Regions from separate parts of the Mus musculus genome. Here regions 1, 3, 4, 5 and 6 are each linked to region 2. The links are chromatin loops, found by intact Hi-C in ENCODE. Cell type or tissue: heart. All regions are shown on one strand. Each heading gives the region's core, and the rest is flanking DNA. Links, peaks and the distances in the headings are about the cores only.

Evidence for each region. A loop is a pair of places that touch in the nucleus more often than their neighbours do. Peaks named below come from ENCODE experiments on the same cell type or tissue, not always from the same donor. Only the 100,000 strongest peaks of a DNase experiment are listed, where the experiment ranks them.
Region 1: a loop joins it to region 2, with 4 times the contacts of the local background. A loop is called at or near these places in 21 of 42 quality-filtered maps.
Region 3: a loop joins it to region 2, with 2.1 times the contacts of the local background. A loop is called at or near these places in 12 of 42 quality-filtered maps.
Region 4: a loop joins it to region 2, with 2.5 times the contacts of the local background. A loop is called at or near these places in 6 of 42 quality-filtered maps.
Region 5: it touches region 2 in a loop (2.4-fold over the local background); 5 of 42 quality-filtered maps call a loop at or near these places.
Region 6: a loop joins it to region 2, with 8 times the contacts of the local background. A loop is called at or near these places in 21 of 42 quality-filtered maps.

What each region holds. Positions count from the first base shown.
Region 1 is chr4:150,660,591-150,665,402 of GRCm38, forward strand. No RefSeq gene overlaps it. Among named protein-coding and RNA genes, the nearest start is that of Slc45a1, 11 kb to the left of the region's middle. In heart, for the core only: CTCF peaks have their summits at 2,844 (motif pointing left) and 4,275 (motif pointing right); no DNase peak of the experiment used is centred there; H3K4me3 peaks cover 1,113 bases; H3K27ac peaks cover 1,151 bases.
Region 2 is chr4:150,847,896-150,852,707 of GRCm38, forward strand. It overlaps 1700045H11Rik (RIKEN cDNA 1700045H11 gene), which reads right to left. Exons shown (of 4, transcript NR_040649.1): 2 at 4,676-4,764; 3 at 1,892-2,014. Among named protein-coding and RNA genes, the nearest start is that of 1700045H11Rik, 4.6 kb to the right of the region's middle. In heart, for the core only: a CTCF peak has its summit at 2,278; no DNase peak of the experiment used is centred there; H3K27ac peaks cover 668 bases; H3K27me3 peaks cover 226 bases.
Region 3 is chr4:150,706,258-150,711,069 of GRCm38, forward strand. All of the region lies in intron 1 of Gm36600 (a long non-coding RNA gene), which reads left to right. Among named protein-coding and RNA genes, the nearest start is that of Gm36600, 3.5 kb to the left of the region's middle. In heart, for the core only: a CTCF peak has its summit at 2,406; DNase peaks (open chromatin) are centred at 554, 1,144, 1,894, 2,064 and 1 weaker place; H3K27ac peaks cover 1,869 bases.
Region 4 is chr4:150,781,999-150,786,810 of GRCm38, forward strand. No RefSeq gene overlaps it. Among named protein-coding and RNA genes, the nearest start is that of Gm51276, 14 kb to the right of the region's middle. In heart, for the core only: no CTCF peak of the experiment used is centred there; DNase peaks (open chromatin) are centred at 2,593, 2,803 and 3,403; H3K27ac peaks cover 1,113 bases.
Region 5 is chr4:150,772,387-150,777,198 of GRCm38, forward strand. No RefSeq gene overlaps it. Among named protein-coding and RNA genes, the nearest start is that of Gm51276, 23 kb to the right of the region's middle. In heart, for the core only: a CTCF peak has its summit at 2,352 (motif pointing left); DNase peaks (open chromatin) are centred at 1,564, 2,055, 3,095 and 3,945; H3K27ac peaks cover 298 bases.
Region 6 is chr4:150,654,004-150,658,815 of GRCm38, forward strand. No RefSeq gene overlaps it. Among named protein-coding and RNA genes, the nearest start is that of Slc45a1, 4.2 kb to the left of the region's middle. In heart, for the core only: CTCF peaks have their summits at 2,182 (motif pointing right) and 2,719 (motif pointing right); DNase peaks (open chromatin) are centred at 2,178 and 2,728; H3K4me3 peaks cover 307 bases; H3K27me3 peaks cover 1,055 bases.

The sequences.
Region 1 (4,812 bases), core at 361-4,360, 190 kb before region 2:
GCTCTGAGGAGAGGTCAGACCCCCTAGGTGGGGGATGGGCTTTGTGTCATGTGGTTGGTGAGAATTCCACAGCACAGGCCTGCAGCCAGGCTCTCCATGATTCTCAGGCTGGGGGCGTGGGGGGGGGGAGAGGCACAGCACCGAGGATGTGGGGGACACTTACAGTTAAGAGGCTATGCAGCCCAATCGACCTCTGATGTCCCAAGTCTGGCAGCCTGAGGTCTGTAACTTTCTTGGGGAAGTAGATAGAATCCAGGCAGCTAGGGTTAGAAGTTCACAGACAGGCTCCTGGCAAGGGCTGGCGCGTCCCCTGCAGAGGCTTAGTGCCAAAACTCCAACAAAAACCTGGTGAAGCCTGCACCCTCTTCAACACTATTTATTACCTTGGGAATCAACGCTCACCAGGACAGACCTGGAGGCCACACCACTTAACCCTGACACCACCATTTGGCCTGGGTATCTTTGTTGTCCCAGGGTTGCTTAGGATCAGCCCCAGTGAAAAGTCTGTCTCTGTGGTCTGGGATAAAGACGTGTGTGTGTGTGTGTGTGTGTGTGTGTGTGTGTGCGCCACTACTGTGTGTGAATGTGTGTCATCCATGTATATGTTCATATGTGTGTACCACCCCAGTGTGTGTGTTTGTGTGCTGTGTACATGTGTGTATTTGCTGTGTGTGCATTGCCCGTGTGTGTCTGTAAGTATATATGTATGTGTGTATGTGTCACACGTGTGTGTACTGGGTGTGAATTATGTGTGTGAACGTGTTTGTGCTACCTACATTGTATGTGTGGCTGTGTGTATGCATGTGTGTGTATATCACCTGTGTGTGTGTTGGGCAGAGGCAGTGTATGTACAAGGGTGCCAGAGAGACGAACTCCCCGGGTTTGCCCGGCGAGCATCTACCCCATCGAGCCTTTTAAACTCAGGCTCTTCGAGGCCCTTTTGGGGGTGGCTGCTTTGAGCATAGGCACTTTTTTTAATGAGTAGGTTAACTTAAACGGCAGCAGAACCAGCTTTTAAAATAAAACAGTACTTGGTGTCCTGGGAAGCACAGCCAGGGTGTGATTTACAACCGGACTCTCCATCGGTCTTCACAGCTATGGGCGCCCCCCTCCCCTCGCAGCTGACTATAGAACTGCTGGGCCTGCCCGCGCCCCCATTTTTGTTTTCAAGGTGTAACACCTTGCTTCCTGACTCCTAATTCCCCCGACTCCATTGTGGCTCTTTCTGAAGGTAAATGGGGCGGAATTACTGCGGCACTGTTCAGCGATCAGAGTCGAATGAAAACACCCTGCTTTCCTTTAAACCTGAGTAGCCAGGGGGAGCGGGGACCCCTCCCACAGCCGCCAGTCTCCACTCGGCCCTCACGCCGCGATGTCCACCTTTGTTGTCTCCTTCAGTGACTGCACCTCGGGGCACATTTATTCCCTTCACTGGGGCCAGAACGCAGCTCTCCTCATTACTTCTCCTACTTGAATGGGGCTGTCGTCTCTTTCTTGGAAGCCTCCTTTAGGCGTTCCACAGGCTAGCCTGCTCTCAAATCAGATCAGTGTCTCCTGCTGGGTGACATTTCCGCCACCGCCCCAACAGCCCATGCTGCCCTTAAAGAGATTTTGTTTTACTGTTTTTAACTTTCTCTCTCTGTCTCTGTCTGTCTGTCTGCCTGCCTCCCTCTCTCCCTTCCTCTCGACTCACCCCAGTTGCAGGAGCTTTCTCTTTCTAGAGAAATTAGATTCTTTGGGGAGGGGGATATGTTTGGGCAAGAGCCAACTCTAACCTCAGGGTCCTCCCTTCCTCCCTTCTGGGCACCCATCTGATCTGTGTCAGGTTGGAACTAGAGGCCGGTTGGCCCACAGTTGTCTGCAGTCTCACATCCACTAGCAGACAGCAGGAATATGCCCGTGAGTCTGTGATGGACTCGCCGGGAACACTAAACCACTGGGGCACCTCTCTCCATCGCTGGAAGCCTTGTAACCGACTCTTCTAGCCCTGCGTCTATGGAGAGGGATAAACAGCCCCTCGGAGTGTGTAAACAAATATCCTAGGTGTCTGGATTCCCTGGGAACCTAGGAATCCAGAGACTTCAGACACGAAAGAGTTAAGCACACACACACACACACACACACACACACACACACACGGATATAACTAAGGTGCCTTTCATTCATAGCTCCCTGACATATTTTAGATTCCTTCCTTATTTCCCTGTTAGTGCAAGACTACCCTCCTACCCTTACCTAGATACCTTGAAGTTAGCTTCCTTGTCTTTCTGGTGGTTCAAAACTCTTCCTCTAGACCCACCATTCAGTAACTCTTGTGACCTCCCCGGCCCTCCTCTGCCTCGGGATGGGTCTTTTATTCCGAGACCTTGTGGCTCAAGCTAGGCAAGATGGCATCTGCTACAGCTTCCATTGAGATGGTACTGTTTGGGAAGGGCCAGGGGAAAAGTTACTAGAAGCAGTTTGCTGGCTGCTCGTCCAGCAAGAAACATGGGCTAGGGAGGGGATGTGGGAGCAGCGACAGTCAGGGCTGGAGTGAGCTCTGACTGAGTGATCAGCAAGGTAAATTGTCTGTCATACAACAGTGACGACTTGAGCTCGGATCACCAGCTCCCGTGTTCGCTGACACATCAGTGCTACACAGGTGGATCCTGGGAGCTTGCTGGCCAGCCAATTTAGCCAACGTTCCAACCTTCAGGTTCAGTGAGTGACCCTGTACCAAAAAATAATGTGAAAGGGACTGGAGAGCTGGCTCAGCAGTTAAGCTCTCAGGGGTTTGTCCCCTGACATCAGGGCAGCTCACAACCATCTGTAACTACGGTTCCGGGGATCCAGCGCCCTCTTCTGGCCTCTGAGAGCACTGCATGAATGCGGTTCACATAAGCTCAGGCAAGCGCATGAGCATATACATAAAAATAATACTAGGGACTACACACACACACACACACACACACACGTGCGTATGCACGCCTGAACACACATCGGCATACAACCAAGAATTGTTGAGGATTGTTTGCTGTGGAAGTAACTGGAAAGTTTTGTTAGCCTCAGAGCCCTCTGCTGCTCTGTAGTAAGAATTCTGTCAACTCAAGGTGTTTGGATAATAAAGACATAACAGGAGAGCATGTCGTGGTTACAGGAGTTCTAGTGTGTCATATTTAGTGTTTTAAATTGCTGTCATGGGGCTGGAGAGGTGACTTAGCAGTTAAGAGCACTGATTGTTCTTCCAAAGGTACTGAGTTCAATTCCCAGCAACCACATGGTGGCTCACAACCATCTGTAATGGGATCAGATGCCCTCTTCTGGTGTGTCTGAAGACAGCTACAGTGTACTCATATACATAAAATAAATTGCTGTTAGGAACTACTCCTCAAACTGTTTCTATCTGCACCATCATTCAAATGTCAGAGAGGCACAGCAGGAGGCTCTGCAAGAGTTGCAAGACAGAGCAGCCTGGATCCCCAACCACTGTGGGAGTTTTATGTGATGATGTGCATTCAGGAACCCGAAGAGACCAGCAGAAGGTGTAGGAGCCTCTGGGACTGGGGTGGGGTTACAGGTATTTGTGAGATGCCCAAGGTGGGCGCTGGGAACTGAACTCAGTTTCTCCCGGTATTCTTCACTGCTGAGCCTTCTCCGCAGCTCCCGGTTTTGGATCTAGAATGAGGGGGCAGGAAGATGTCAGCTCTCTTCCAGCGTATCACAGAGACAAGCAGAGGCCTGGGACTACGCTGTGGCTGCTGTGTTTGATCATTGTGTGCCACTGAGGATTGCAAAGTGCCCCCAAAGCAAGAGGGACTCAGCTGAACATGCTCCACCATTTCCTAGACAAGGAGAACGGGTTACCCAGTGTGAGGGCATTACGAGCCTCCAAAAGCAACATCGTTGCTCTCCTGGGGCAGCTCAGGCAGATCTGCTTGGAGTTGAGTACTTTAAACTCTTGGCTGAAAAGTCTTTTTCTAATTCCCAACTCTATGTCTTTCCAGCAATGCCCCCCCCCCCCCCGCCGCCCTTGTGCACTGCACTCTCTCTCTCTCTTTCCCCTTCTTCCTCTCTTTCTTCCTCCCTTTCTCTCTCTTTCTCCACTCTCCTCCATCTCTCTTTTTCAAAAGAATACTTAAAAAATTTAAAGTTCATGCATATGTGGTGTGGCGTGTGTGTGTGTGTGTGTGTGTGTGTGTGTGTGTGTATGTGTGGGCAATTGCCCACAGAGGTCAGTGGGAATGGTGGACGGATATGTGCAAGTAGGTGCAGTTGCCCGTGGAGGCCAGAAGAGGGCGATTTGTGGCGTTTGCTGGAGCTAGACTTACAGGCAGTTGTGAGCTGCTTGATGCGGGTTCTGAGACCAGGCCCTATTCAGGAGCCAAGCATGAGAGTTGATGCTATAAGAACTTTCTAGAACCCAAACTGAGCTGGGCGGAGACCAGGGCACAGGAAGGGAGCCAGTGCCTTGGATTCTTGCCTACTGCTCTGGGTCCATGCCTGTGGCCTTGAATTTAATTCAGAGGCAGTTCCTGTCAGCAGTGATGCCTGGCCACCCTCTGGGGAGTCTCTGTCTTTTCCTCAGAAAGAGGTCATGGGGGCCTCTGGCCTTTTGGTGAAGGGTGGACGTGTGCTAATGGCCTCCCCTATACCACTGGAGTCCCCTCTCCCACAGTGTTCACGAGAGTGCTTCCTTTGTGGGTCTCCCCTGCAGGAGGAGGCAGGATGGGGTCCGCCCGCCTGGCTGAGTGACGCTGGCTCCCTGGGGCCTCCTCTTCTTGGTCTCTTGAGTCCCTGCAAAGCGGGCCTTCCTTCCTGATCATCTTCTCATAG
Region 2 (4,812 bases), core at 426-4,425:
TCTCCAACTGCGGCCACCTCCTTTCTCCATATCAGTTATGCTGGAGATGCCTGCGGTGCCCTCCTCCTGTTTTCAGCCTGAGCCTTCCGCTGTCCTGTTGCACGAAGCTCTCTCCCACGCTGGGCTATTCCTTTCTGCAGGCTCTTCAGATAGACCACCTCTTGTCATACTTCACCAGGGTCTCAGAATGTCTCGCCCATCTACTGCCAGCCCTGCTCACTTGGTCTCCTGACACACTCAGTCTTCTGACACAGTCTCCTGACACAGTCTCCTGACACACTCGGTCTCCTGACACACTTGGTCTCCTGACACACTTGGTCTCCTGACACACTCAGTCTTCTGACACAGTCTTCTGACACAGTCTCCTGACACACTTGGTCTCCTGATACACTCGATCTCCTGTCACCACTATCCTCTGGCTTAGCACTTGTTTTATTTTATGAGACAGAGTCTCACTATTTAGCTCTGGCTGTCCTAGACCAGGCTAGCCCAGAACTCAGACATTCACATGCCTTTGCCTCTGTACCAGGATTAAAGGTGTGTGCCACCACGCCATTGTCTGCCATCTTTCTCTCCCACTAGACTGTAAGTTTCTATATAACAAATATAATATAAACAAAAATTATATTCACTCTTTTACCAGTGTATACCCAGTGCTAGATCTGTGATTGACAAGTGGGAGGCAGCTTGCTAAATTTGACTTGAGTGAGTGAATGCTTTGTTATACCCCTTACCAAGGACTAAACTCCACTGCTCACAGTTTTTTTGTTTTTTTAATTGGGCATCCCAGGGTTGCCATGAGCCACAAACACAACAGACTCCCCACGTTCACGGCCCCATCGCTCACACCCTGTTCCGAACTTCAACTTAGTTCTTCCGTGAGAACCAGCAGTCACACCAGTTGAAGCAGCTCTTTCTCCCACTCGGGTGCTGGGAAGTCGATTTACTCCAGACCCGCGCAGCACACGCGAGGGAGCACCGCAGCAGAGGGCTCGCTAACTCCTCAAAGAAACCCATTGTGTGAGGCAGCCATGAAGGACAAGAAAACTCAGGAAAAGAGATCATCTTACCAACCTAGCTCTCAGCTTTACAGTGCTGCGACATGGTGTGTGTGTGTGTGTGTGTGTGTGTGTGTGTGTGTGTGTGTGTGTGTTTATGAACATCTTTATACAAATGTCTTCATATTAATACCCAATCATTGAGCATATCCATTGTCCTCGCATCCCAGAGAAATTCACAAAGCCATTCACATAGAGGGTTCTGCAGGGGCTTTAGGCTTCTGTGCAGATGAAGTCTACTGTGCTCTGGAGGGAAACACCCCCCCTCCCTGCCCCGCATGTGTGTGATGGCAACGGAGGGGTAGATGCCACAGACTTAAGAGCCACTTTACACCTTGCCTTCAGGTTAGTGAGAAGCTGGGACCTTCACTCCTGTTGTTAGATCTGACTGCCTCGGAAGAGGAGATGCTACAAGTCAGGGAAAACATCCCATCAATCATTGCGCTCTGGAGGCAATGAAATCACCTCTTCCACAGATTGTTTCAGGTATAGTTAACAATCTAGAATTGGGGAATTTTATAGCAAAAGATATTTAAACACCTCTCGGAGGATATATGACCATAACAATGAAGCTAACAATAGAACCAATAACATAACAACATTTATTGAACTCTAACTGTCCCTGAGCAATGTTTTACATGCTGACCATGTTAATCTGTTTGTCTAATAGCCCTACTAGAGTAAGAACCACTCCTATTTCCAAGTTACTGGACACCCAGAGGTTAAATAATTTGCACAAAGACGTATTCTTATTGCTTCTGAGGACTAAGTGATGGTTCAAACACACATTTCCACAGACTGCATTCCCCCACCCCTTCCCACTTTGTTTTTACTTGAGACAGATGTAGCCCAGGATGCTCTGGACTCTCAAGCCTTCCTCCTCAAGCTCCAGGTTGCTGGGATTACAAGCAGGGAACACCATGCCTGCTACTGTAGCTCTTCCTTATTCATCTTTACTTGGAATAATAAAAAAAAAACAAAAAAACCAAATTATTTTAGGTCTAAGCTGAAGTGCTAAGCAGATAAAGCTCTCTTTATTCAACAGCATAATTAAACTTTCCATCTGTACTATGTATGTATATGTAACGTGTGTCTATAGAAACACGCCCTACATGTGCCGGTAGTCACAAAGACATAAAATTAGTTTCCGAAATCTCTTAATGAAGAGTTTACATTAATATTTTAATTAATTAATTTGGCAAGGGACTAGAGCACACCCTACTGGCCAGCTAATAGGAAATACAGTGTGTTCTTCGGACACAAGCTTAACTGTGAAAACACGCAAAGAAACTTGAGAAAACTAACTCAATAAACGTCTAGACTCCGTATCTAAGTAAGTCGACGCACAGGCTGCTGGAAAGGTCTTAAATCTGTAAGCTTCTAGAGATGGGTTAGAATTGAAAAGGCAGTGTTTGTTAAGGAAGCCTTAGGTACACAAAAGGTGACTCAATTGAAAACAAATGACATAGTCCGCCTTTATACTGAGGAAAAGAAGTCAGGTCCTGTCCCTAAAACACTCCAAACTACAGACTCAAAAATTCTAACACAACTACCATACTCAGTCTTCTCACAGGCCACATGTTACCCCTAAACCCTGTGTTTGTGTGTGTGGTGTGTTTGGTGTGTGTTATGTGTGAGTGGTATATAGGACATGTCTGTATGTGGAGTATGTGTATTATGTGTGTGTGCATTGTGTGTCTGTCTGTGTGTGTGTGGTGTGTGGCATATGGTGCATGTGTGTGTATGTAGTGTTGTGTGTTGTATGTGTGTGCACTGTGTGTATGTGGTGCATGTTTGTGTGTGTATGTATGTGTATGCACGTGCATGCGTGTGGTACTTTTCACGGAGCAGTTAAGTTCATGGCTCAGTGGAGGCCTCTGCTATCAGGAAGCACTCCTTATGAGTGAGCCTCAGGATTCTATATTATTATCATCATCATCTGAGGATTTTATACATGTCTGTAATGTACTCTGATCAAGTCCACCCCTAAGCCCCCTTTCAGTTCCTTCCCAGGCATTTCTTACAGTTTTCTAAATTTTCATTTGCTCATTTCTGCGTGAGTACAGGTGGAGGTCAGAAGGCAATGGAAGGACTTAGCCCTCTCCTTCCAGCCTGTGAGTCTCAGAGGCTGAACTCAGGTCATCAGGGTTGGCACCCGGCACCTTTACCAGCTGAGCCATCTGGACTCTGAATCTCAGGTGCTCATGCAGGCTTTAAAATAAGACAGAGTTTGCTGCAGATATGTGTGTGTGCCTACGCATGCCTATGTGTGGTTGTTTCCAACAGTGTGGTACACTAATCAGGTGACAACTAAGAAATGTAAATTTTCCACCGTGCATGCGTTTTTATAGCGCTCATCTACATCTAGTGAAAAGTGTGTGATATGCATTCTCTATTGACAGAAACAAAGGCCCTATGATTAATAAGGAAATGCAAAAAGTATTTCTCTCTTAAATATTTGTCTTTAAAGGAAGTAGATAAAAGACAAGAAGAATACAAAAATGTGTGTACTTTTTTATATAGGCTGCCAAGAGCAAAATATAAACATACATTCGCTAAAGTTCCATGTGACACATTTATGCTTAGGCAAGACATGCTGGATTTCTTTGAGAGAGCAAGGGGAAAGTACCCCACATGAGTCTCAGGCTCCTGAGCCAGAACCCCAACCTTGTTCTTACTCCAAGAGTGGAATGGTGCAAACTGACAAACTGGGTCAACATGACAAAAAAAAACTAATGCTTTAAGATACTGTGTTCAATTCTGCTTTTAAAGAAACCAGCTAATCAGAATTCTTTGGGGGGGAACGGCCTCAAAGCAAAGCAAACTTTGAAAGACTTTAACAAAGTGAAAACTTGGAGCTGGGCTATGGTAGCAAAAACCTTTAACCCCAGCTCTCGGGAGGCAGAGGCAGGTGGATCTCTGAGTTCAAGGCCAGCCTGGTCTACAAAGTGAGTTCCAGGACAGCCAGGGCTACAAAGAGGGACCCTGTCTTGAAAAAAGGGGAAGAAAGAAAGACAGACAGACAGAAAGAAAGAAAGAGGAAATGAACAAAAAGAAAAGAAAAGAAAAGAAAAGAGAAGAAAAGAAAAGAAAAGAAAAGAAAAGAAAAGAAAAGAAAAGAAAAGAAAAGGAAAGGAAAGGAAAGGGGAAAAGCTTTCAATTTCTAGACAGAGACAATTTAGAACAAGATAGGCTGGAGGCAAGGAGAGCGTTTCTCTAACTCTCCGTCCTGGCGTTTGAACTATTAAAGGTCAATGAACAGTACGCGATCAATCCTCCAGGACCCTGTCACATGACTGGCTGAGCATTTTCACTTTGAACTCTTCTCAAACTCTTCCACAGCGTTTCTGGTATAACAGCGTCATTATACAACACCGCTAAGTAGCCTGTAGAGTATACATTTTCCTCCACAGCTGAGAAAGCTTCAGTGTATGAATAATTATGAGCTAAAGTCAGTGAGGTAGAAGCTCTAATTGCCTCCCCTCAGAAAAACTAGGAAACTAAATGTTTTCTGTTGTAAGTTTAAAGTTGGTCCAAGGAAAAACCCAGATTAATCGTGAATTACTCAAGTGATTCTCTGACTTTTTTTTTTTTGTTTTGTTTTGATGATGATTTACCAAAACATGAGCACATCCTCCAGCTCCCAAGTGCAGAAGGAGGATCTTGTTGGTCTTCTTTCTCTACAGAGGGGTGTATCCCGCGGTTGCTGTGGAGATTATCACTGTTTTGTGAATAGGGGAATATAAAAGCATGC
Region 3 (4,812 bases), core at 434-4,433, 140 kb before region 2:
GAATCCTGGCCCAGCCACTTGCACACAGCATCATAGTGAGTGCTGGCCTCCTCTCTCCAAGCCTCAGTCTCTGCACCTGTAAGATGGGGCAATAGCAGCATGCCACTTAGGGTGAGAATTCAGCATGGTTGCAGTCAAGGGGCTCTCTGGAGGGAAGCTGGCACGGGAGTCACCGCACCACTCTGGTCTAGCCTGTTGGCAGCGGTGATGGAATCTCCTGACTGCTCCCAAACACCAGTCCTTTCAAGGGCAAAGTTCAAAGTGCCATCGAGATGACCCTGCGGTGGCACTTTGGTAATATCACTCTCTGTGCAGGGTTATCCCTGCCACAGCTCTCGCAGCACCTGTGGATCTAGTCACAGGGTCTGGCTACCTGTGTGCCGGAACCTCCACTGCATCATCTCCCCCTGCTGAGCCCAAGCTCTGCTTCAGTCTGGTCTCAGTGTTCTCTGAAAGGCTTTTGCCTGAGCTGTCTCTCCTGGGTCTGGTTCTCCCTCGTGCCTGGCATTCAGTGCCCTGAGCACAACCCTCCTCCCCATGGTTGTCTGTCACTACACTCTGTGAAGTCTCATCCCCACCATGATGGCTCCCCCGGTGAGGTCCACGCCCCTAACCCTGTCCTCTTCGTCCTCCGCTGCTCCAGTGCCCCCCACAAGCTTGCCCATCTAGCCTGTTCACTGTCCTGTTAATAAATAATGTTTTCCTGGGATTCAGATGTACAAACGTTTACCCACAGATCAAAGGTCTATACAGTCACTTGTCTGTGACTTCAAATGTCCCCCAAACCCACCAATGTCTACCCCCCAGGACAGATGTGTTCCTAGATACCCTGTGAGTGTGTTATGAAATAGTCGTGTCTTGAATGCCACGTGCCTGGGTGGAGAGACATCTTTGCTATCTGTGGAAAGTCAAGGGGACAGCAGCTGTACCCGTCCCGTGCCTGCTCTGTGGCAGGACGTTGTACTGTGCTGGGTTTCTTCCCTAGGGAGTGTGAGCTTCAGGCATATTTGTTCAGCAATGTCCCTGGATTGAGGCTGTACAACTAGAGGGGAAGTGGGCGGTGGACTTATCACTGCTACTAGCCCTGGCTCAGGAATGTCCCATTGCTCAAAATGTACCTCACATTCCCAGAACTGTGACGAGGCTGGAGAAGAGACCAGCGAGTGAGTCAGAGTCCTTTGGCTTTCCACAGCTCAGCCCTGAAGCCTGCTGATGGGGGCGGGCAGATGGAAAGTCCTGTGGATACTGGTAGCTAACATTGTGGTCCTTGCCTGGGTGACTGTGGATTTTTGTGGGTGCAGAACTCAGCTGACCTACTCAGCCTGGTATGGTTCTCTTCGAGCTGGGTAAGGCCCTCTGGCTTGCTCATGAATCCCCAGCCGTCCAGATGTTGGCCGAGGATTCTTGTTGCTGGCTGTACTACATGACCTTGGCCGTGGCTCCGGTTATTTGCTTCAAACAAATACCCTTACTTGTGGCGTTTCTGCCGTCACCTCTGTTCTCCTCAGGCCTTCGGACTTTACTCTCACTTTTCATTTCTTCTCGGCCCTTCCTTCACACAGCTTCCCTGGCGTTCTCCAAACAGGAAGACCTGGGAGCATTATTTCAAGGGCAAGAATTTGGCAACCGTCCCTGAAAGCCAAGCACAAACTCTGCAGGGGTTTAATGATGCGCCTCAGAGGAGGCACCTGCTCTTTTCCACCCACCTCTGGGCACCCGTCCATCCAGCTAATGAGCCGTGGCCCAGTCTCCAACCCTCAGTGTGAAGGCCTCTTCCCAGCCACTTCTGCACGCATCCCCAGAGGGTCCCTCCTGCAGGCTGTCAGTGGTCATTGTTCTCTGGCCTCACATACTGCCAGTCTGTGGGTGCTTCCTTTCCACACACTTATTTCCAAATATGCATTTACCCACCTGGAAGTAAAACCCCAATTCCCCAAGTCCATCCACAAAAGGTCAGGGAGTGCCAACCGGGGCCCTGAAGAGTCGCTGACACGTTCCAAGCACAAATTAACCAGTGTCAAGCAGCCAGGAAGGAGGCAGGCGGGCGCCATAGCGCCAGGTCCTGAGACTGTATCTCCACATCTGCCAACTTGCTATCATGGAAAGCCATCTCTGCCCTGTGACTCAGTGCCCTGTCGGTGTGGCAGCCGCCCTGACGAGTGCTCCTCACACCACCACAGGCCTGGGGGCAAGGGTGCAGGGCTCCTAGCATGTAGAGTATCTGGGGCTCAGGGATCTAGCTAGCCAGGCCAGGAGCACCTCTGGGCTCAGCCTTTGCCTCTAAAGACTGGGCAAATCGACAGGCTCTGTCTACAGAGCTGTGACCAGGATCAAAGCGCTTCAACACCAAGATATTCAACAAACTCCAAGGTCCTTCCATGGAGGACAGTTGGTACTATGTAGTACCTCCACCAGTGGGCTCCACCTGCTCACTGCTGGAGTCTTGCTGTGTGCTATCTCTAGGGGCTAAATCTATCAGCAGCATCAGAAGTAAGTAAAGAGCCGGGGTGAGAGGCACAGCGAGGATCCACAGACCCAGGGGGAGTGAGTGTCTGAGGAGAACCTGCATCAACTGCACAAAAGCCTCAGGGTCTTGTGGCCACACTCTGTGCCAAGGAGGAACTGGTGCCTTCAAGAAACTGGTTCAGGGGCTGGGTCATGATGGCTCAGTCAATAAAGTTCTTGCCACACAATTTTAAGGAATTGAGTTCTGTCCTTAGAACGCATGGTGGTGTGTGCTTGCCATCCCTAAATTGGGAAAACAGAGTCAGAGGGAGTCCAGATTCGCATAATCTACAGGCCCAGGATCCCACTGAAGGACTCTTGATTCAATAAAACTTCATCCTGAGGAATGATGGTCCGGGTTTACCCTGCCTCTACACACACCCAAGTGCTTGAGCATATAACAGCATGCTTATACTCTCTCTCTCTCTCTCTCTCTCTCTCTCTCTCTCTCTCTCTCTCTCTCACACACACACACACACACACACACACACACACACTAAGGGGTTGGGTGGAGAAACTGGATCAGGGTTTGGTAGTAGAATTCTGACCTAATGTGCGTGAAGCGGGTTCTGTTCCTAGAACCAGGCAAAAGAGAGAGGGGGTGAGGAGAGGCAGAGAGAAGGAGGAAAAGAAGAGGAACGGAGGAGAGGGGAATCGGGTAGGAGCCATGATAAAGTACACCTCAAGTTCTTCTCCCAGTCAGGGCTCATGATAGATGAACTGGCTGCCCCGCCCCCCCCTTTAGAAGGCTGAAACCCAAGGCTGCAGGGAGCCAAGGCTGACACGGTCTACTGAGTCCTCAGAACCTGTTCCTCTGTCACTTCTAGAACATTGCCAGGGTCCAGGCAGCTGCTTGCCCCCGGCCTGGCTTCCGGCCTGCAGCCAGAGCAGACACACAGCGCCTGGCCCTTGAAGGGCCCCACTAGGCTATGGTTCTGTGATTATCTTAAGCTTCAACCTTTTAACAATATTCCCTCGGGTTCTGGCTGGTAAGTCAAGTCTCTGGGACAATGGAACTTGTGCCAAGTTGGGAGGTAGGGCTAGAAGAGTCAGGGTTGGGCATATCCACCCTGAGCAGAGTCACAGGACAGAGCTGGGGGTGGGGGGAGGGGAGGGAGAACTCTCAGAAAGGCACGCTTAGTCTCCTGTGTCTCCGGAGGGAGCACACCCAGTTAACTAGCAAAGAGGAAAGGTTGTGACAGCTCAATAAAGACCCTGGAGGAAGGCAGGCAGGCCTTTGTCCTGTTTGGGACAAGGAATCTGGCCTTTCTTGAGGCACTGCGTTGGGGAGCCATGGGGCTGGCTCAGCCTCAGCCCTCCCTCCCTCCCTCCCTCTCATGGTGACCTCTCATGGTACAGGAGGATTACAGCAAAGATCCTGCGCCCTCCAGGGCCAGTGGGTGTGGAGGGGAGTCCTGCGGTTGACAGACCGCAGATGTCACCTGTTCTGTGTCTTGACTTCTTTCCCTACAAAAGAGATGGGGCAGTGTGAAGGAGTCTCAAAATCTTTTCAAGTTCTAAAACTCCTGACACTCCCCAAGGTTCATCTCTACTTGTGCAGCCCTGGTGCCCCGTACAGCACATACCCTCCTGTTTCCCAAGACTGGCCTGGGGGAGCTTGCTCAGGTGGCAAAAAGTGTTTGAGAGTTAATGGCTGTTGGAAACCGTGGAATGGGACCTCCCCAGCCCATACAGCATGGTACTAAGGACCTCGTGCAATCTAGGGCATCCCTCTCAACCGAACTAGGTCTCCAGTTGGCTCTTCTTTACTGTGTGTGTGTGTGTGTGTGTGTGTGTGTGTCTGTGTATGTCTTTGTGTGTGTGTCTGTGGGTGTCTGTGTATGTCTTTGTGTTATGTCTGTGTGTGTGTGCATGTCTGTGTGTGTGTGTGCATGTCTGTGTGTGTCTGTGTGTGCACACTGCACATTTTATTTTATTTCATTTTGGTTTTTTGAGGCAGGGTTTCTCTGTATAATCCTGGATGTCCTGGAACTCACTCTGTAGACCAGGCTGGCCTCGAACTCAGAAATCCGCCTGCCTCTGCCTCCCGAGTGCTGGGATTAAAGGTGTGCGCCACAACCGCCCGACTTTTTTTTTTTTTTTTTTTTTTCCACGCTGCACATTTATCCACCCAGGAGCATGAGGAGACCAAAGGGGTCTGCTGTGCTGCAATCCCTCTGTCTCTGGGCCACAAGGTGATGGGATTACAGATGTGTGCAGCCATGTGTGCTCTGGGGATTTGAACTCTGCCTCACGATGGCATAGCAATGACTCGTACCCAGTGACTTGTCTCCCCAGGCTCAAGTC
Region 4 (4,812 bases), core at 530-4,529, 66 kb before region 2:
AACCATGTGAAAGTTCTCCCTGTGTGATGAACTGGGGGTGTTGGTAGCGTTCATCTCACATGCATAAAGCCCTAAATTAGTTCCCTAATGTAGCTAACCTCTCAATGTTCAGGCATTTCCTTAGTCCCTCCTCTGCAGCTAGATCGACTTGAGGTACCAAATGACATCCGTGAACAAGGTAGACAGCTGGTATTGTCAACTGATTGCAAGGAAAGGTGCTGATTCCAGGACCGGGTTTTGGGTTCTGCTCTGTGGTACACCGTGTACCCAGGATGCACAGGTCCTGGGCTCCATCCCAGACCATGGCATGCAAAGACATGAAGGGCCTTGGGGGCTTCTCCAGCCCCTTCCACCCAGTTCCTGTTTGTTCTCCGAGACCCAATATTAGTCCCACTTCTGCATCCAGAGGTTTCTGTTGGGTGAGAAACCACTCCTGGAATGTTCCCTCTGGATCCTAAAAGGAGGGGCTGTTACTGAATGTGTGAACTCAAGCCATAAAGTGATTGGGTCAGGGGTGGGGGTAGATTTCTAATTGTCACTACCTTGGAATGCAGCGTTGAGGGAGGAGAGACCTTCCTCTTAGGTTTGGTGTTGAATTTGAGATAGGCAGATGGGCAGGAGGCAGGGTGGAGGTTGGGGGGTTGGGGGTGGAGGTTGGTGGGGTGGGGATATAAACTTATTCCTGTTGGTTGGTTGCATGTGTGCATACACAAAAGGCATAATGGGAAGCAAGGTCATCCCTCCAGTCAGAGTCAGGGAATTTTGTTATCAGTTTCATCAGGAGAAGGGCAGGAAATACAGGCCACTTAGGTGACAGTGAATGCCTTTCAGGGGAGAGGAATGGGCCCTTAGGAGAGGACGGGACAGGTGATAGATTGTGGCGAGGCTCAGCTGGGAGTGGCCTGACCTCTCATCTCCCCGGGTTATAAGGAAGAGCTTCCCGGTTGCACACTCAAGGGAGGGTCTAACCTGTCCTCCAGCTGGGGCCCCATCTTGTAGGAGATGCCCTCTGTATCCTCTGTTTTCCAACGCCTTCATCCCCAACACACCAAATTGGTCAGTCGCTCTTCAGAGGCGCGTGTCCTGAAAAAAACCCACTTGGAGCAAAAGTGACTTTTAAAAAACTAAAAATGTGTAAAATTCAGTTATGAACAAGAGTTAAATGGCATGAGTTAAGATAGTTTTCTGTACTTTAAAGAAATATGTTTATATTAAAGCCCAGTGCCTGGCTTAGATTTGGTAGCATGCAACCTAGAATCCCAGTGCTCAGGAAGCTGAGGCAGGAGGATCACAAGTTTGGGGCCAGCCTGGGCTTTGTCTCAAATAAAATAGAAAGCTCAGATCTTGAACCTGGAGTGCATGGGTTCGAGGCCTATCTGTGCCACTTACTAGCCATTAACCTGGAAGCAACTGTCTATAATCTTTCTGTGCCTCGGCTTCCGGACGTGCTGCACGGGGTGAGGCATAGCTCCGTGGCAGAGCCCTTGCCTAGCAAGCACAAGAGCCCAGGTCCAGTCCCCAGTATCAAAAGGAGACGGGGGAGGGGTAACAAAATGCAAGGAAAAGGAAATGGTAGCTACTATAAAGGTTTGATAGAAAAGGTGTTTATATAAACTGGGTAGCACCAGGCACATAGTGACTACCTCATAGTACCAATGCTTAGCATTTTGATATCACTATAACATTTTTTATTACATTTACTCGTGTGTGTGTGTGTGTGTGAGAGAGAGAGAGAGAGCATGTGTATTGTTGTATGCATGTGTGACTTTGTGTGTATCATTGTATGCCTCTGTGTGTTATGCACACAGGTAGAGGTAGGTGGATGGGGCATGCCAAGGAGGACATCAGATATGCTGCTCTGATCATCCTTTCTCCGCCCTCTGCAGTGTTGGGGCTACAGGACCCAGGGCCACCCCTAGCTTTTTATATGTGTGCTGGGATCTGAACTCAGGACCATTATACAGTGAGTATGCTCAGCCATTGAATACTCTCATCACCCCACGCTGGACAAACCTTGAAGGCAGGCTTTGGTTGGTGTGTTCTGGTCACACAACTCCTCATATGTGAGTCCTAGTACAGAGCAAGGCAAACCATCGGAAGATAGCAGAGAGGAGGCAAAAAGACGCCTTCCACTCATGGCTACAACACACATGAGCCTTTCAAATGGCTAGGGCTAATTGTGAGCACCACCCACCCATCCACCTACCCACCCATCTACCCATCCATCCATTCACCCACCCACCCACCCATTCATCCACCCCCCCATTCATCTATCCACCCATCCACCCATCCACCCATCGTTCTATCCATCCATCCATCCATCCATCCATCCATCCCTCCATCCATCCATCCATCCATCCATCCATCCATCCATCTGGCAATCACTGACGGGCCTTGGGAATGTAATAAAGGTTTAGTCAACCCACTACCAGGAGTCGTTTGCATCTGCCAGGCCTCAGAGAACCAGTGCAAATTACAACAGCCAGGCCACAGCCTCCTGGGTGTGAGCTGAAGGAGCAGGGACACCCTGGGAAGAGAGCAGCTCGCCCAGTCCTCAGGGAGTGACTTCACGACCCGACTGGGACTTGAGGACATGAAAACAGATTGTCTCATACCCACTTGAACGTGCTGGGCTGCACGGACTTCATGTTTGTAAATTTTCCACTGTCTCAATCAAGTTGGGGTGGCTTTGTAAAAATTATTATTTCTATGACTATCATTACTGTTATTTGGCCTTGCTCTGTGCTTTGACTTCCCTTGCCCTTTCGATTTCCTTTCCAGCCCTCAGGTCCGGCTGCAGCTCTCAGAGGGACCTTTCCTAGTAAATTGTGCTAAACACAGCACTTCGGCTTGTTTTCATTCCTCTGGTATTGCAAGGCCCACCTCCAGGCTCCAGGGAAACCATGGGGGGCATTTTCCAGACTGCTTTCCAGTATAAACACAGCTTGAGAGGCCTGCCTGGCTTCACTGCTGCCCACATCTTTGGGTCTCTGCTCCCTGCTCCCGGGTTGGGGGCAGGGAGGGAGACCCCTGACCTCCTGTAAATATTTCAACACAGCCAGTTCTCTGAGGAATTACAATTTGTGCTTTTGCGTCAACTCTGAAGCAATCATGAGGGAGGCCCTATTTTTATGGCCTGGTGTACTTTCTCGATAATGGGACATTTTAATACTACATTTTTTATGGCTATTAACAAAAGAACTTCATGGCCTAAAACTCTAGGGTTGGGAGGGACACAAAAGAGGAGTCCAAGTAATTAGATCGTGGTGTCTAGTTTGACCCAGCCAAAGACACCGGCAGATCTCAGAGAACTCTATGGGATTGAGAAATCTTTCTGGCTACAAGCCTGGCCTGCTAAGTTGAGAGCATCCATGCCCTTAAATGGAGCCTATAAAGCAAAATTCAATGAGAGTATCGGAACAGAGTGTTTCATAGCTTCTCTTTCCCTCATGTGTGTATATCATATCCACGTGCGTGTGGGAGCATGGACCCGTGTTTGTCCTAGGAGGTCTGAGGCTCATACTGGGTCTTCCATGAATGTTCTCCATCTTATCCAATGAGATGGGCTCTCTCAGCTGAACCCAGAGCTCACCAGTATGGTGAGTCTGGCTAGCTAGCTTGCTCTGTTGAATCCTTGTATCACCCTTCCTAATGCTCCAATTATAGGCAGGTCCTATGGCCATCCAGCATTTACAGGGGCTCTGGGGATCCGAACTCTGGTCCTTATGCTTGCACGGCAAACACTTTAACAACAGATCTGTCTCTCCACCCCAGGACAGAATGTTACGAGGATACAGGACAAAATTCCTGGTAGGTACCAGCAACTGTGAGCAATACTCAACATATACACATACACACATACATACACACATACACACATACATACCCATACACATACATACAATGGTTTTTTCTATACATGTTTACCTTTGATTAAATTTAACTTACAAATTTGGCACAGTAAGCTATAAGCCACAATCATTAATCATAACAGAACAATTATAGCAATATGCTGTAACAAGGGTTAAAGGTATACCGGGCAATGGTGGTGCACGCCCTTTAATCCCAGCACTCGGGAGGCAGAGGCAGGCGGATTTCTGAGTACGAGGCCAGCTTGGTCTACAGAGTGAGTTCCAGGACAGCCAGGGCTGCACAGAGAAACCCTGTCTCAAAAAAAACAAAAAAGAAAAACAAAACAAAACAAAATAAAACAAACAAACAAAAAAAATTAAAGACTTATAGTCTCTCAAAATGTCTTACTGTTCCTCTCTACTCTTAAAGGAAGCAATTATGGGGCTCCTCTTTGTCACATTTCAATGGCCAGCATCATAATTCTTGGGTTGAGGATCATGATTAAATAAGAGTAACTTGAACAGACGTGTAGTGATACCACGGCAGTCAAACTGATATCCAAGACGGCCACTCCATGACTAACGGGAGGGTAACAAACACCTAGAGGACTCCTGCTCTAGTTACAATGTAGCAAGCTTTCTCCCAGATGTTTAGAAGGCATACAATTTAAATACTGAGAAACAAACTCTGATGGTTGAGGGCCTCTGCCAGGCGGGTCCCCTCAGAGAAGGAATTGTCCAGTTGACTATGGGAAAGGAAAGTCACAAGAATCTGGGACACACAGTTTTGTGTTGCCAGAGGTAGAAATGCAGTTTCTGATCTCTTCCCCTACCCCATGCACAGAAAGAAATACGTGGGGGCAGGCACACACATGCTGGTGTGACTGGCACACAAGTGCTGGTGTGACTGGCACAGGGCCACTGCGTGTGGAAGCCAGAGGGCAACCTCACTCATTGTTAC
Region 5 (4,812 bases), core at 367-4,366, 76 kb before region 2:
ACCAGAGGGCCTTGGTCATGTGGCTCCTGGGCCAAGATGAACTGAGCCAGAGCTCCCCAGAGGGCCATGGAAGGACAGCTGTGGAAACACACAGGTCTGGGGTTCAGGACACAAATGACCCCATTTCCCCATCCTTCACTCTCTGGTATCCGCCCTTCCTGGGACAATGACTCCGGTCTCAGCATGTGCTAAGTGGAGAACTTCAGGACAAAAGACCCAACTTCTTGCTGGCTTTTCCTGAAATGTTATTAAATTGGGTTTTATGCCAAAGTTTTAGATATTTAGATATTAGGGGGCTACATATGCATATGTACATGCGTGTGTGTGTGTGTGTGTGTGTGTGTGTGTGTGTGTATGTGTGAGTGTTTTGCCTGCATGTGTGTATGTGCACCACCTGCATGTCCGGGCCAGTTAAGGGCATCGGATCCCTTGTAACTGGAGTTACAGATGGTTGTGAGTCACCGGGTGGGTGCTGGGAACTGAACCTGGGTCCTCTGCAAGAACAACAAAAGCCCTTAACCACAGAATCATCTCTCCAGCCCCGGGGTTTTCTTTTTTTGTTATTGTTTTGCTTTACTTAAAAAAAAAAAATCCTAGACACCATAAACATCTTCATAATGAGAGACAGCTGTTACCCTGACTTTAGAGGAAAGAAACGACTGGCCTGAGCTACCAGCTCTGTTCGGATGTATCAGATCTTGGTTACCCTGTATCCATCCCCCCAGCCAACAGCGTCTTTGTTTCCTTCTACGCATCAGCCTCTTTCCCTCTGTACATCTCAAACTCATGTACCTGCTTCCCTGGAGCATGAAGTGGACAGAGCTGGTGGCTTCTGACGATTTCCAAACTCAGGCCCCCCAACTCACAGCCATCCAGTGCATCCCGGAGACCTTCCAGGGCACCCTACTTCACTTACACAGGACTGATAACCCCTAGGCCCCTCCCCCCACCCGCTGGGATCTGCTTCTCCGGAAGACCTTTGTTTTATCTCAGACACGACGATCCTTTTGTGGAAACACTGGCAGAGCTCTGGACCAGGGCTCAGAATCAAGGCTCGAGGAGCTCTGACTTGGAGTTGGATTCTTGCATGTGCCTTCTTTTAAAAAACACCTTAGTTCCTTTCTTTGCCTCGAAAGGATCTGAGCATCTTGCGGTCCTCATGCCGCATTCTGTACTGGAGCACGAGCCTCGGTCGGGTAGTGGACTTTCCGAACCGTTGAGCATCTGGAGGCGTTGAGTTGGAGGAACCTGGGCATCCATTCTGGTTTCTTCTCTCTGAGGAGGGAGCACATGGCCTTGCTGAAGTCAAGCTTGCTTCAAGAAACAGGGGACCTGAATATTTTCTCACCTGAGGCTGTGAGTTGTTAGCAAGCACATCTTAAACGGTGAATGAGCACAGGCTGTAAATGTTGAAGCATGCAGTAAGATCTACCAGCAGAGTCACTCGGCCCCTTAGGAAACCCACGAGATTGTCTTCCTGGCGCCCTGAAAGGATTCTGACTTGTTTTGCAATTTCTGTTCTGGGGGACCTTGTATTCTCGCAGCTCCCAAAACCCTGGCTCCACAGAGAGCTCCACCTGCTCACGGGGAGGGGATGCAGGCAGTCTCATCTCAGATGTTAATCAGGCTGACAGGCTCTTGGTGTTACAGGGAGCTGGTACCACTGGGCACTGGCAGCTCAGCAAGCTGAAGGCAGAAACAGCACATGGAGCCATCAAGGAGATGGAGACAGACTCACTCCGACACAAGGCCTGATGGTTGCAGGAGCTCTATGGATGGAAATTATCTCTGAAACGTTATTCCGTACATGGGATTGCTCACCCTCAGGGATTGAGAAAGTGGGGTTGCAGGCCAGCTATACCTATACACAGATTTCTTCCTGACTTCTAGCAACCACAGACACCTACCATGTAGGGACAACACAGAAGCCCAAAGGAAGTGACAAGACAAAGGAACCCAAGGTCTGCCTGCCACACACATCAAAGCAGATGGCTGGCCCCCTGGGCCTCTCCAGGAGAACAGAGCTGGTCAGAGCCAAGTGTGAGGAGCTCCCTCGGGATAAGCAGTCCGGCTCCAGCAGCATGGCTGTGGGAAAAGAGGAGGAGGAGTCGAGAGACTGTAGGAGACCTGACAGTATGCAGCAATGTGCGGATCCTGTTCTGACTCCACTGTGAACAACCAGCTGTAAAAACTCATCAGAGGAGGGTCAGGGAGCGCTTGCCAAGTGAGCTCCCACATGAAAACCCAGCAACTGGCTCCGCAGTTAGGAGTGATGGTTGCTCTCACAGGAAGTGCAGACTCAGTTCCCAGCACCCAGGTCCTGTGGCTCAAACTGCCTGGAACTCCACATCTATGGGATCTGGCGCCCTCTTCTGGCCTCCTCAGGCACCTGCATGTATATAATTCACAGACCTAATAATACCTAAGTAAGATTGAAGAAGAAGAAGAAGAAGAAGAAGAAGAAGAAGAAGAAGAAGAAGAAGAAGAAGAAGAAGAAGAAGAAGAGGAGGAGGAGGAGGAGGAGGAGGAGGAGGAGGAGGAGGAAAAAGAAGAAGAAGAAGAAGAAGAAGAAGAGGAGGAGGAGGAGGAGGAGGAGGAGGAGGAGGAGGAGGAGGAAGAAAAAGAAGAAGAAGAAGAAGAAGAAGAAGAAGAAGAAGAAGAAGAAGAAGAAGAAGAAGAAGCAGCAGAAGCAGCCTTATGATTAGTCTTGAGCAATGTCTTAAAGGAAAAAATGGACAGTTCCTAAGGTTGATGATTTCTGGCTACCATCCACATGCTTCACACATGTGTATGTGTACCCGAACACACAAGTGCACGCACACACCACGTGTACACACTCATCATGGAGCAGCAGGAAAGGGTAAGAGTAAGACGATAGCAGCTCATACTTCATACCCAAAACCTTTCTCTGTAAACCTCCAGGTAAGAAGCGGTCCAGAGGACACAGCAGATTCCAGAGGCTGCATAAAGCCGGCACACAGCAGACGGACACACAGGGGTTCACAGGTTCCAGCCTGTTCGCCTTTGGTGTCCCCTTCCACCCCACCTGGTCTCCCCACTGCCCATTTCTGCTGACCCTAAGCTGATCCCCAGACGCTGGGCTGTGGTCCACCTGCCTGACGAAGCAACCATCGTGGTATTCAGTTGATGCTGTGGTCGGGCTGGCATCTGCTGTAGGTACATACCCAAGTCTTTATGGGTTAAGTAATAGCCCATTTAGAATTTGCTTTAAATGCTTTTTTAAAGATGTGTTGGTTGTGGAGGGAAAATACAGCCCTGAAAACAGGAATGCTTACGAGGTGACATACTTGCCTCACCTGCCTGCCTCTTTGGAAGGATGCCAGGGATCGAATCTCTAAACCTCACGTGCGCTAGGCAAGCTACGTCTGAGCGACAACGTTTCCCGCTCTTTTATTAGAAAATACTTTATGTTTTTTTTTAAAGAAGATAACCTAGGGGCGACCTAAGAATATGAAATGGGTCCTGGAGAGAGAGCTCCCTGCCATGCTTCCCACCCCGCCCCCTCCCGCTTGACATCCGTCACCCTTCTTGGCCCTCCATCACCTCTCCCACCCCCTGTCTCCCACCTCCCACCGCCAAGTTGCATAACTGGAAAAGTCTTCAGCTCTTTCTTAGGGGTGTGGGTTAGGAGAAAAACCCATGGCTGATTAATACCATGCACATCACAGAAGAAAGAGAAACCAATTAAAGCTTTCTATTACTTTTGACTGTGAGTAATCGGCGCTCTGACATGTGTGAGCTGGCCTTGTTGTTCTTATAAACAAGATTAAAAAAAAAAAAAAAACCATCTTGGAACTCTGCGTCCCTGGAACTCTGGGAGGTGTGCGGGCGGTTGGATGTTTCCAAACTTGGAGAGGGCAGGCAGGTTTCGTACTCGGGGTGCGAGTTTTAAAAGACAAACCTGTAAATCAAAATGCCAGGGATTAATTGAGATAGAAGACATTTAAAGGGAAAAAATGTAGAAAGTTTTCATTGTCTGGGCCATGTTTTTGGTTAGGAGGGAAGAGTAGGCGCTGGCCTAAGGCCAACCAAAACAGGGGGTGGAGGACGCAGAGGGAGCCGCGGTTTTGTTCACAAATGTTCTCCAGGCAGAACTTCTTGGAAAGGGGGTTATTTCATTTCATTCTGCCCTGCTCACATTTGGGTTATTTTAGGGCCTCAGTAGAGAGAGGCCCATGATTCTTGGGACTTCTTAGCAAATCCCATTCCTTTCTCCCCTCTCTCTTTTCTTGTCTTCTTGGATTCTTCAAAGGGTTTTAAAACTATGAAGCAAATTAGGTGGACAATATTAAACAGAAGAAAATATCTGGTGTTGGAAAAATAATTAATATTCATTAAGATGCATAAAATCAGTAACCAGAAATGAATGTAAGCTAATTATATATATATATATATATATATATATATATATGTGTGTGTGTGTGTGTGTGTGTGTGTGTGTGTGTGTGTGTGTGTGTGTGTATTCAAGGTAGGGTTTCTCTGTGTAGCCCTGGCTGTCCTGGAACTCACTCTGTAGACCAGGATGACCAGAGAACTGCCTGTATTTACCTCCTGAGTACTGGCATTAAAGGTGTATACTACCACTGCCCAGCAAGCTAAATTTTTGTAATCAAGAAGAAATGGGTCACAGAATGTTCTGGAATTATTTTTAAATGTTGAAAAATGACATTTATTTGTTTGCATGTGTTCTGGAGTGGGCACGTGTGCCCTGTGTGCAGGTAGAGGTAGAGGATTGCTTGCAAGAGGTCCTTAAAACCTACCTCTTGCAATCCCAGGATGCCAGAGGCCGAG
Region 6 (4,812 bases), core at 250-4,249, 190 kb before region 2:
GTTCTCAACAAAGGGTTGATCTGCCCACAGGTGGCAGATCTGTGGGCAGGGAAGAGCCCAGTGAGCACAGAGCTTGAGAGGCCTTGTGATGGGAGAGGCTGCACAGAGGCCCAGGTGTCGGAGAGGAGGGGCTGCAGTGGCAGCTGGAGGCAGGACTCCTGTCATTTCCTCCCTCCTCCATCTCTCCTCCCTCCATCTCTCCTCCCTCCATCTCTCCCCCCTCCATCTCTCCCTCCTCCATCTCTCCCTTCCTCCATCCCTCCTTCTTCCACCTCTCTCCCTCATCCATCCTTCCTTCCATCTCTCCCCCTCCATCTGTCCCTCCCTCCACTCCTCTATCTTTCCATCCCCCACCCCCCCTTTCCTTCTTTTAATGAGGTCTCGTTATACTACCTAAGCTGACCTTGAACTCTATAGGTTTATGCTACCATGCTGGCTTAAGTAGTGTGATTGTGTATGTGTGTGTTTGTGTGTTTGTGTGTGTGCTGGGCTTGGACCCTGGACCCTCTTGAAGGCTATGTTGAACAATGTCACTGAGCTACACCACCTGTTGCCATTGTCTAAGAGCAGGGAGAAGCCAGAGAGGGTTCATGGGTGGGGGCAGGCACTGTGAAACAAGCTATATTCCTATTCTGCAAAGACCATGAGGCTCTTGGTGGGAAACTGAGAAGGTCAGGGGTGGGTGTGGGGACGGGTCGGACAGGAGGTCGAGGCCTGGCCTAGATGGGAGGAGACAACTTTGAGGGTAGAAGTGGCCAAGGACAGGCAGAGACATGTCCTAGCTTGCTCTTCTGTTGCTGTGAGAATCACCATGGCCAAAAGCAGCTGAGAGAGGGAAGGGTCCCCTGACTTACATGTTCCTGTGCGGTGACTGTGCATCATGGAGGAAAGCCAAGGCAGGAACCCAAAGGCAGGACCTGAAGCACGGGTCATGGAGGAGCACTGTTAGGGACCCGCCCCACAGCTTGCTCCCACAGCTTCTACATCCCAGGCCCTCCTGCCTAGAGATGATCCCACCCGCAGTGGGCTGAGCCCTCCACATCAGTCAGCAAACAAGAGAATGTCACAGCAAGCCTCCTGCTTCTGTTTCTCCAGTCTAGGAATTTGGGATGCACTTTTACCCTAGCTTTGGAAACCTGTTTGAGAAACAGGTCACATGTAGCCAGACTGGCCTAGAATTCACTTCGTGACTAAGTGGCCTTGAACCCCTGATCTTCCTCTTGCCTCTACTTCCCAAGTGCTGGGATTAAGGGTGTTTGCCATCAGGGCTGGTTTACACAGTGCTGGGGTTTGAACCCAGAGCCTCATGCGTGTTAGGCAAACACTCTACCAACTGAGCCAGGGCTTTCCTTGGCCGTGGAGGCCCTCCCTGAAGTCTTGTGGAAATGCTACCTTCCCCTATGGGTGGGACCCTTTTCACATCCAGGACTTGGTCCTGGAGACATGGTCACATGTAATTGCAGGGAAGCTAGAACCTCCGTCCAGAAGAGGGAATGGGGGTGGGGGTGGGGCGGCAGCAGGTGCCTCACGGAGGATTGTGCAGAAGACAAAGATTGGTATCCAGTTTCTCATTGTCACACTAGGATTTTCCAGCAGGAGAAAGGGCTTAAAAATCTAGGCATTGTTGAGAGAAAGAAAAAAAAAAAAAAAAAGAAAGAAAGAAATTTCAAAAATTCCTCTGCCCTCCTTTTACTTTCCAAATCTAGAAACTTCCTTTTTATTTCTTTAACCCTTCCAGGAACAGAAGAAAGCAATTTTGCTTCCTTTTATTTCTGTCTCTTTCTGTGTATATTCACTCCTGTCTACACAGTAACTCACAGGAGATCAGGGCTAAATTAGGCAAGGGAACCATGACTCTATGCAGTGTCGTGATTCCTCCCAGCCTCAGTGGGAGAAGGACTGTCCATCAGGCCAGAAGTCACACGGAGCTTGTAAGAGAGACCCAGGGACACTGGCTTCAGGGCCAGGCAGGGTGTCTACCTGGGACACTCCAGGAGACCAGGCTATCAGTGTCAAATCTCAGAATCTCGCAGAGCTCATGGGGACCTACACGCGATCGGGAGTTCCCGCATAACGTCACACATGACTCCCAGCGGCTATCTCTGTCTGAAGACCAGGATGGCAACGTTAGCAGGAACAAGACCCAGAGGAGCCAGGCAGTGGGAACAGGTACTCCGCGTTCCCACTAGGTGGCGCCAGAGCCCCACCTTCGCGGGGGCAGCTGTGGTCTGCAAGTGGCACCTTGGCTCTGAGGCTTAAAAAAATAAAAATAAATAATAAAAATTACCCGTCCTTCTTAAACATGCTTTTTCCTGCAAAGCACGGAGCCACTTAGGGTTTTCTCAGACCACACGTTCTCTCTCTCTCTCAACGATATTTATTTATTTATTTATTTATTTGAAAATTCAAAAATTTTCTTATTTTATGCATATGAATGCTCGGCCTGCAGGTATATATAGGTATTCACAATGTGGGTACCTGGTACCCACAGAGGTCAGAAGATGACATTGGGCCCCTTGACCTGGAGTTGCAGGTCGTTCTAAGCTACTGTGTGGGTGCTGGGACTTGAACTTGAGTTCATCTCTGAAAGAGCAACATGAACTCTTCACCATTGAGGCATCTCTAATCCCTTGATTTTATTTTTAAGTTATGCGTATGTGTCTTGTGTGTGAATGTGTATCTGTGTGAAGGTAGCCTTGGAGTCCACAGGAGGGCGCTAGATCCCCAGAGCTGGAGTTACAGGACTTTGCGAGTTGCCAGAAATGGGTGCTGGGAACTGAACTCAGGTCTTTTGCAAGAACAGTCGATCTTAGGCTAGCCACTGCGTTGATCTTTCTGTGGGTAAGAGAGGATGCCAACAGACTGGGTTGGAGTGGGAGTTTGAAGATGGAATGGAGGGATGTGGAGAAATGCCCTTCTACAGTGCTGTGCAGCCACACACGGTGACCCACACACCTCAGCCCGTGGTGTGGGTTCTTTGCTCTTGTTTCGAATGATCTGAGGAGCATCTGGGACTGGGAGGCAGAGTTGTGGGGGAGGTCAACAAAATTAGTGACAGCCTCACACCCTGGGGACCTGGGTACTGGTGCACTGTGGTACTGGGAAGGGAAGCAGGCAGCCAGCTGCACGCTCTTGTCCCGCGGCTTCAGGAGAACCTTATTGGCTGCAGGATAGCGAGGGGTCCTGGCCAGTGTTCGAGACCACCCTGCCAGATGTCTGCTTTCAGATGGCTTGATTGACTTGCTGGTTACAATTCTGAATCAACTCCGCAAACCTCTAAGCACATAACCAATTAAAAAAAAAAAAACACGAAAAATTCAAATTACTCCATCTTTTCTCTTAGTGATTGTTATGAATTAGAATTTGTGATTGTTTGGGCTAGCGAAATGGTTCAAAGAGTGAGGGCCCTTGCTGCCAGGCTCGAGGACCCCCGCTTGCTCCCCAGAGCGCACGTGACGGGAGGACAGAACCGATTCTCACATGTCCTCTGTCCTCCACACACTGTAGCACTTACATAATGGCGGCGCACACTCTAAATAAGTAAATAAAGGTAATAATTTTTCTAATTCATGATTTTTTTTTTCACTTTTTGATAGAGGGTTTCAGGGCTGGAGAGGTGGTTAGGGCTCAGTGGCTCAGATCACTGGCTGCTCTTCCAGAGGTACTGAGTTCAAATCCCAGCAACCATATGGTGGTTCACAACCATCTGTAATGGGATCCAGTGCCCTCTTCTGGTGTGTCTGAAGACAGCTACAGTGTACTCATATAAATCTTTAAAAAAAATGTTTCCTCTAAATAAAAGAGGGGGCATCACTATGTCATTTTAGCTGGCTTGGAACTCAGTATGTAGATCAGGCTAGCTTGCCTCTGCCTCTTAAGTGCTGGGATTAAAGGCATGCACCACCACTGCCTGGCCTCATTGTTTTAATTCTTGAAGGTTATCTGCATCTACACTGCACACTGCTCAAATTCATTTTCCATACCAAATATTCCATTCCACAAGCGTGCCTCGGGATATTTGCTCAGATATCTGGTCTGCAGGCTCACTGGATGCAACCCTACTGAGGGCATTATAACCCCGCACAGGTACACACTGGAGCATCCTGCAGGGTACATGTTCAAGAGCTGCAGTTTGGAGCAGACATCTTCTTTCATGTCTGCCCAAAGGCTGTACTTATCCGCACTCTTGAAGGCAGGCAATGAGGACTGTCTGCCCGCTCATTCACCACTGTTTGAGGTCTTTCCTGTTGGGGAGATGGACAGACAGGAAACAAACGTCCTGATTACATGTCCAGGTGACTACAGGGCTTCAGCACCTCACATTTAAGTCATTTTAGTTTCTCTTCTGCAGCATGCCCGCTCAGGCCTCTGTCCATCTTTCTGCTGCCCACGTGCCCGTCTTAATGATTTATAGTGTTCATGTGTGTGTTGGATAGAGTCCTTTGCAAGGTTGTAACTTCAATCAAGTATCAATGGGTGTTGTCTATGGAATTGCCCTGGGGTCCTGGCTAAGAAATTGCCCCTTCCCTGGAGGTCGTGAACATCTTCTGTGTCATCTTCTAACAATGTCATTGTCCGGCTTAACTTTTATATGCCCTTCACGTAGGATGGGCTTTCATTCTTGGCGTGGGGTAAGTGTCTGCCCCTGTGTCCACTTGGCTGGGTGCTGCTTACAGAGATGATTTTCCCTCTGCATTGTTCCGAGAGGCCATTTCTGTCATGGATACAATTCCTAAGTGTTGGGGTTCATGTCGCCTTCGCAGTCTCCTGTGTGCATGTCTCTGGGGTAGGTAGGTCTTCATGTCAGGAGGA